2 separate regions of the Homo sapiens genome follow, and region 1 is linked to region 2. The links are chromatin contacts, found by Hi-C or POLR2A ChIA-PET in ENCODE. All regions are on one chromosome and are shown on one strand. Each heading gives the region's core, a stretch centred on a gene start or an enhancer-like site at or near the end of the contact. The rest is flanking DNA. Distances are from core to core; before and after follow the strand shown.

What was found. A loop is a pair of places that touch in the nucleus more often than their neighbours do. ChIA-PET counts read pairs that join two places held with the same protein, here RNA polymerase II (POLR2A). Pooled maps may share reads with other maps.
Region 1: a pooled map shows a loop between it and region 2 (3-fold over the local background). The contact joins two enhancer-like sites. A Hi-C loop is called at or near these places in 1 of 168 maps with a recorded cell type or tissue (endothelial cell of umbilical vein) and 7 of 50 pooled maps. POLR2A ChIA-PET finds 5 or more read pairs at or near these places in 4 of 52 experiments (Panc1, activated CD4-positive, alpha-beta T cell, activated CD8-positive, alpha-beta memory T cell and 1 more).

Annotation. Positions count from the first base shown.
Region 1 is chr10:3,191,949-3,194,877 of GRCh38, reverse strand. No RefSeq gene overlaps it. Among named protein-coding and RNA genes, the nearest start is that of PITRM1, 21 kb to the right of the region's middle. Within about 2 kb of position 1,487, at least 3 of the 41 ENCODE cell types and tissues checked have a DNase peak (open chromatin) inside an H3K27ac peak, as active enhancers do; they include endothelial cell of umbilical vein, where a contact is called at or near this core.
Region 2 is chr10:3,933,958-3,936,682 of GRCh38, reverse strand. It overlaps LINC02660 (long intergenic non-protein coding RNA 2660), which reads right to left. Exons shown (of 3, transcript NR_183984.1): 3 at 871-1,004. Among named protein-coding and RNA genes, the nearest start is that of LINC02660, 23 kb to the right of the region's middle. RefSeq lists enhancers at 1,160-1,209, 1,230-1,279, 1,320-1,509. Within about 2 kb of position 1,447, at least 27 of the 41 ENCODE cell types and tissues checked have a DNase peak (open chromatin) inside an H3K27ac peak, as active enhancers do; they include endothelial cell of umbilical vein, where a contact is called at or near this core.

The DNA of each region.
Region 1 (2,929 bases), core at 238-2,737, 740 kb after region 2:
GTGAGGACAAATAGAAAAAACAGTAAGAGGGTAGAAGTGGAGTTAATCAGTTCATTGTTCCCTGTTTCCCTGAACAGAATTTTTTTTTAAGACGGAGCCTTGCTCTGCCACCGAGGCTGGAGTGCAGTGGCGCAGAGCAGCCTTGAGCTCCCGGCTTCAATCCATCTTCCCGTCTCAGCCTCCCGAGTAGCTGGGACCACAGGCATGTGCCACCACACCCAGCTAATGTTTTGTATTTTTTGTAGAGACAGGGTTTCGCTCTGTTGTCCAAACTCGTCTCAGACCCCTGAGCAGAAGCAATCTGCCTGCCTCAGCCTTTCAAAGTGCTGGGACTACAGGCATGAGCCGCCGTGCCCAGCCAGGATACTTGAAAATCTCAATATCATGAATTCGTTGCATATTATTTTGAATTCGTGTTAAACTGAACTATAGATATTCAGAAGATATTTTCGTTTTTCTCTTTTTTCTTTATTTTTAAACTTCTCTTGTTTCCTAATAAGGCTTTATCTCTCAATACTAAACATTGGCAATGCATTGTGTGGGTGGAAACAAGATTCCTGTTCCCTGGAAATTGGAAGGCAGATGGTGGCTTTCCAATGTCCATCAACTGCCAGGAGTTAAAGTGAGGGAGACACAGACAGGTGACCCCAGAAGCCATGTTTCTCCACATGTAAAGGACATATTTTCGGCTTCCCTACTCCCCTTTCTCTTGACGTGTCTCGCTGCTATTTATGGAGTTCGGGGTTGTCTGGTGATGCAAAGCCGCATTGCATAAACCTCTGTGCAGTAACACACCTTTGGGTGGACATGAGAGGTCCCTTAGTTTACTCTGTGGTGCTCATGGACACCATGTCCATGGCGTCCACTAAGAAAGCGTCATTCAAACCAGCTGCTGTCACTCTTCTCTTACCCAGGACACACCAGGCACCCGAAAACTACAAAGTGAGGGAAGGTTACTGGAGGGGTAGCCCTTCTACACAAAAAGTGGTTTGTCAAAACTATAGCTAGAAGGTAGTCCAGTCAAATGGCATTTGCCTTTTGACTTTATATCTTCAGGAGTTTGGGCAGCAAGTGAAAGAAACCAGCTTAAAGCTATAAAACTGGAAAATCCAGGAGTAAAGATGGCGTAAGGCAGGGTGAGTAGAGGGTGCAGAGCATGGGACCATCGTCCTTCCCTCTCCTGCCCTGCCTGGCTTTCCACGGCTTCATTTCGGGGAGGCTTAGTCTGTCTCTCAGAAACCCAAGTGAAAAATAAAAGTAACTTTCCTAAGAGTCCCCCAAAATTCTAGAATTGAGTTTTTGCTGACTTAGTCATTTGTTCATTCCTTATCCAATCACTGTAGCCTGAGGCAGGGAAACGCTCTGATGGGCCAGGCCTCCAGCTCAGAGGTGAGTCCAGGCCACGTGCTATGAATGGAGAGCTATTGTCTGGGGCAGGAGGCAGAGGAAGGAGGGCTCGCGCCGAGTGAAACGAAGAGGGGAAATATGAATGAATGTCTCGGAAGCAAAAGCAGCACACACCCACTCCAGACGCCACGCCCAGAGCTCCAATTCCCAACAGGGGCGCCGCGCATTTCTTTACAAATTATTTACAACAGGGCACCGCACAAGCCCCCTGTCCTTTTAGAGCGCACCGTGACGTTCCATCCCTTTCCAGCGACAGTGGCTCTGTTTCACTCTTCCTGTTTAAAATGCCAGCCTAGCAGTATGAATTGGTTGTGAGTTTGAATAACTGTCATGAAAGCAATTTTAGTAAAAATAAATAAACCATGTGAAGGACATATTTACTCAACGCAGAGCCCTTGCCAAGGAAATTGTCAAAGTTAGAAGAAAGGCAGCCACCTAGTGGCAGCATCCTGTCATAACACTGCTAGAGTTGGGGAATTCAACTCTATTTAGGGGGAAACTATTGTTATCAGTGAGATGAAATACAATTATTTTAAAAATATATTATTTGCCCCATTTTTGAGACTGGGTCTTGCTCTGTAGCCCAGGCTGGAGTGCAGTGGTACGATCATGGCTCATTGCAGCCTCTACCTCCTGGACTCAAGTGGCTTCCAGAGCAGCTGGGACCACACGTGCGCACCACCACACCCAGCTAACTTTTTTAATTTTCTGTAGATACGAGGTCTCACTATGTAGTCAGAGCTGCTTTTGAACTGCTGAGCTCAAGTTTAGAGGAAGCCTTTCAGTGCAGTGAGAGACTTTTGTGGGGGGGTCCCTCAGCCACCTGGAAATGACTGTCATCCAGGAAGTTATTTTCTACCCACCTCAGCCTCCCAAAGTGCTGAGATTACAGGTGTGAACCACTGCACCTGGCTTTATTTGCCCCTTTTAAAACAAAGCCAGCCGGGCGCGGTGGCTCACGCCTGTAATCCCAGCACTTTGGGAGGCCGAGGCGGGCAGATCACGAGGTCAGGAGATCGAGACCATCCTGGCTAACAGAGTGAAACCCCGTCTCTACTAAAAAACACAAAAAAATTAGCCCGGCGTGGTGGTGGGCGCCCGTAGTCCCAGCTACTCGGGAGGCTGAGGCAGGAGAATGGCTAAACCCGGGAGGCGGAGCTTGCAGTGAGCCGAGATCGCGCCACTGCACTCCAGCCTGGGAGACAGAGCAAGACTCCGTCTCAAAAAAAAAGAAAAAGCCAAATTCCATCTATAAATTCACTTGTGGAATAGTTATACAGAAACTATTTTCATTTCATTTCATTATGCCTATGTTACGTTAAACCCTGCTCCTGGTTTACTCCCTGAACCTGGGATTTCTAATACATATGGTAAGATTTTCAACTGCTGTATTTCACTGATTCTAATACATATGCTTTCTGTTCACATTCGTATGACCCAATAACAACACTATTGGTTTGGCATCCAACGATGTGAATTCATCTTAGTAATGGATCATACTATTAAGTGGAGAGAGCAAGTC
Region 2 (2,725 bases), core at 198-2,697:
AGCATTGGGGATTACCTTTCAACATGAGATTTGGGTGGGGACACAGAGCCCAACCATATCACCCCCTCCTGTCTTGAAATGCCAGGGCTCCCTCCCCAGCCCCACCTGAAGGCAAAGTTCTAGAACCACCCTGAGACAATGAGCCAGTTGCTTCAAATTGAGCATGAAACCACTCAGCGTCCAGAGCAAAGGAAATACATAAAGTGCCTAAATTGGCCTAATGGGATCTTAGTAATCAAATATATCATCATCTGTACATTTTCCATATTACGGTGGGAACACTTTGTAGCCAGCCTAGCTCCCCTCCTGTTCCTGTTAGAATTTTGTTCTTAGAATAAATTTACATCCGTCCCCTGGTGCCAGGGTTCAGGCTGTGTTGCACTTTTCATTATAAGCCATGTTTACCGAAGGTTTACAACTTGGCTGTAAAAACCGGTTGGCACCGAAACTGGAAACTTGGCATGAACAAATTGGCATAAACATTGGCCGGAAGCAGTTTTTCTATCTAAATCTGAGAAAAACAGACTAGGTCATTTTCAAGTTATTTGTGTTATTCATGCATAAATAAAATGAAGCTTGACAGCTTCAAACAGTTGTTTGCTTTTGCGCTCTTCAAAAATAGATTGGATCCAAGAAAAGTAACATTTGGTAAACAAATACTCCATGACGGACTGTAGAAAAAACGAAAGGAAAAAAGAGTGGAGTGCAGTACATTAAATAGAAAGGGAAGATGGAAGCGTTTCAAAAGTCACTTTGTGTCAGAAAGTGGAGTCAGGAAAGGTATTATTAGGTGATTATGTGGTTTCTAGAGGCAAATTTAGAGATTCCTCTGGACTCTAAATTAATAGTGTAAACAAGCAGAGAGCAAGCTTTCAAATAACATAATTTATTTTTTTGAGATCTGAAGCACATCTAAACAACACAAGCTAACTAAATAGATGATGTTCAGGCAAGGAAGAACCAAGTGATTTCTAAATATGTTTTCTAACAGCAGTAGGCTTGGCCTGTAAAACAAACAAACAAAAAGTTTAAAAACTGGGGGAAGAAAAAAACAAAATATAAATGATATAGTAAAACATCTTGGTTGAAAACAATAGCATCAATGTCTGATCTTTCCGCTCATCTATGTATCGAATTAAGTTTAGAAATGCAATTTGTGGGTTTTGAATTCCAGCAGCCAGTAGCAGCTCTCTAAAGAGGGAAAGTGATGGTGCCGACCGCTCCCCAAAGAATGCCTTTTTGGCAAATTTAAAAGTCAGCCTTGACGTCAAGTGACTCCTGAGAAGGCTCCGCATTGAGTTCTGTGAAGCGTGGGCAGATCGGACTTTCACTCTCAAAACTCTGTCGGGGGATGACTACAGACACAGTTTAGGGCAAAATAAAACCAAGCCAATTCAAACAGAAAGTAAAAATAAGTCAGAGAGGAAAGAATGTGGAGGATGGACCAGGCCTGCTGGGGCCCGCGCTCTGTAACAAGCGCCCCTTGGGGAAGGAGTTGTCTCACAGGCTTGCTTTTTATTGATGTTCCTTCCTAACGGTTGTTAGCAGCAGTTAAATCCATATGGTTGTTCTTGGCAAAATGGATCTTGTCCTCTATTTGTAAAGTCTTGTTTCACCAAACTATAGGCAGAGTAATAGAATTCTATCATTGGAAGTGGAAGAATTTTCCACCTGGGGATTTCACCTGAATGGCACCTTTGGCCATTACCTGGCTCTTAGGATCAGCATGGTTCCATCCACGTGGTAATTCAAGCTAACAATTATCTTGGGACACATCTCAAAACTATTAACTCCCCAGAATGATCCACAGTGTTGATTCTCGGGTGGATGCTCCCAGTGTTTCCTCCTTCAGAGAAAGCTATGAAATCACTTGTTCACCCTAATATCAAGATTGTTCCAGCTGGTTGCAGTGGCTCACGCCTGTAATCCCAGCACTTTGGGAGGCTGAGGTGGGCGGATCACATGAGGCCAGGAGTTCGAGAGTAGCCTGGGCAACATGGCGAAACCTGGTCTCTACTAAAAATACAAAAATTAGCTCAGCATGGTGGTGCCTGCCTGTAATCCCAGCTGCTCAGGAGGCTGTGACAGGAGAATCGCTTGAACCCAGGAGGCAGAGGTCAAAGTGAGCCGAGATCGCGCCAGCCTGGATGACAGAGCAAGACCCTGTTTCAAAAAAAGAAAAAAAAGAAAAGATTGTTCCGATAGCAACTATAGCAATGCCATGTCATTGAGGATTCCAACTTGTCATGTGCTTCCTGGATAGGGTTTTACACCCTAGAGAGTTCTCTTCCACATTGAGAAGTATGAATAAACACATGCAATGACTCCATTGACACTATTCTTTAGAGATGAAGAAATTAAAGACCTAGGGCACACTATCGGGGTTCCACAGACCAGAGACAAAACAACTCAGCAATTAACAGGCCTCACAGAAACGAGTTTGGGAACCCCTCAGCATTTCTGCAGAATTTGCAGTTATTTCTAAGTATATTCCCTCCAGGTGCACGGTTAGCTAATCTTACCAGTCCCATAGATTCCTTGAGGGACTGGTTTACATCTTATTTTTGTATTCAGTTCCTAACACGGTGCCTGACACTCCAGGGCTTCAGCAAAATACTGATGCTATGATATGGGTAAGCGTTTCTATCTATAAATAGAGAGAGAGAGAGAGAGAGAGGTGTTTTGGTTTTGTTTTCTTTTAACAGACTGGGGAAGAAAAATGTTT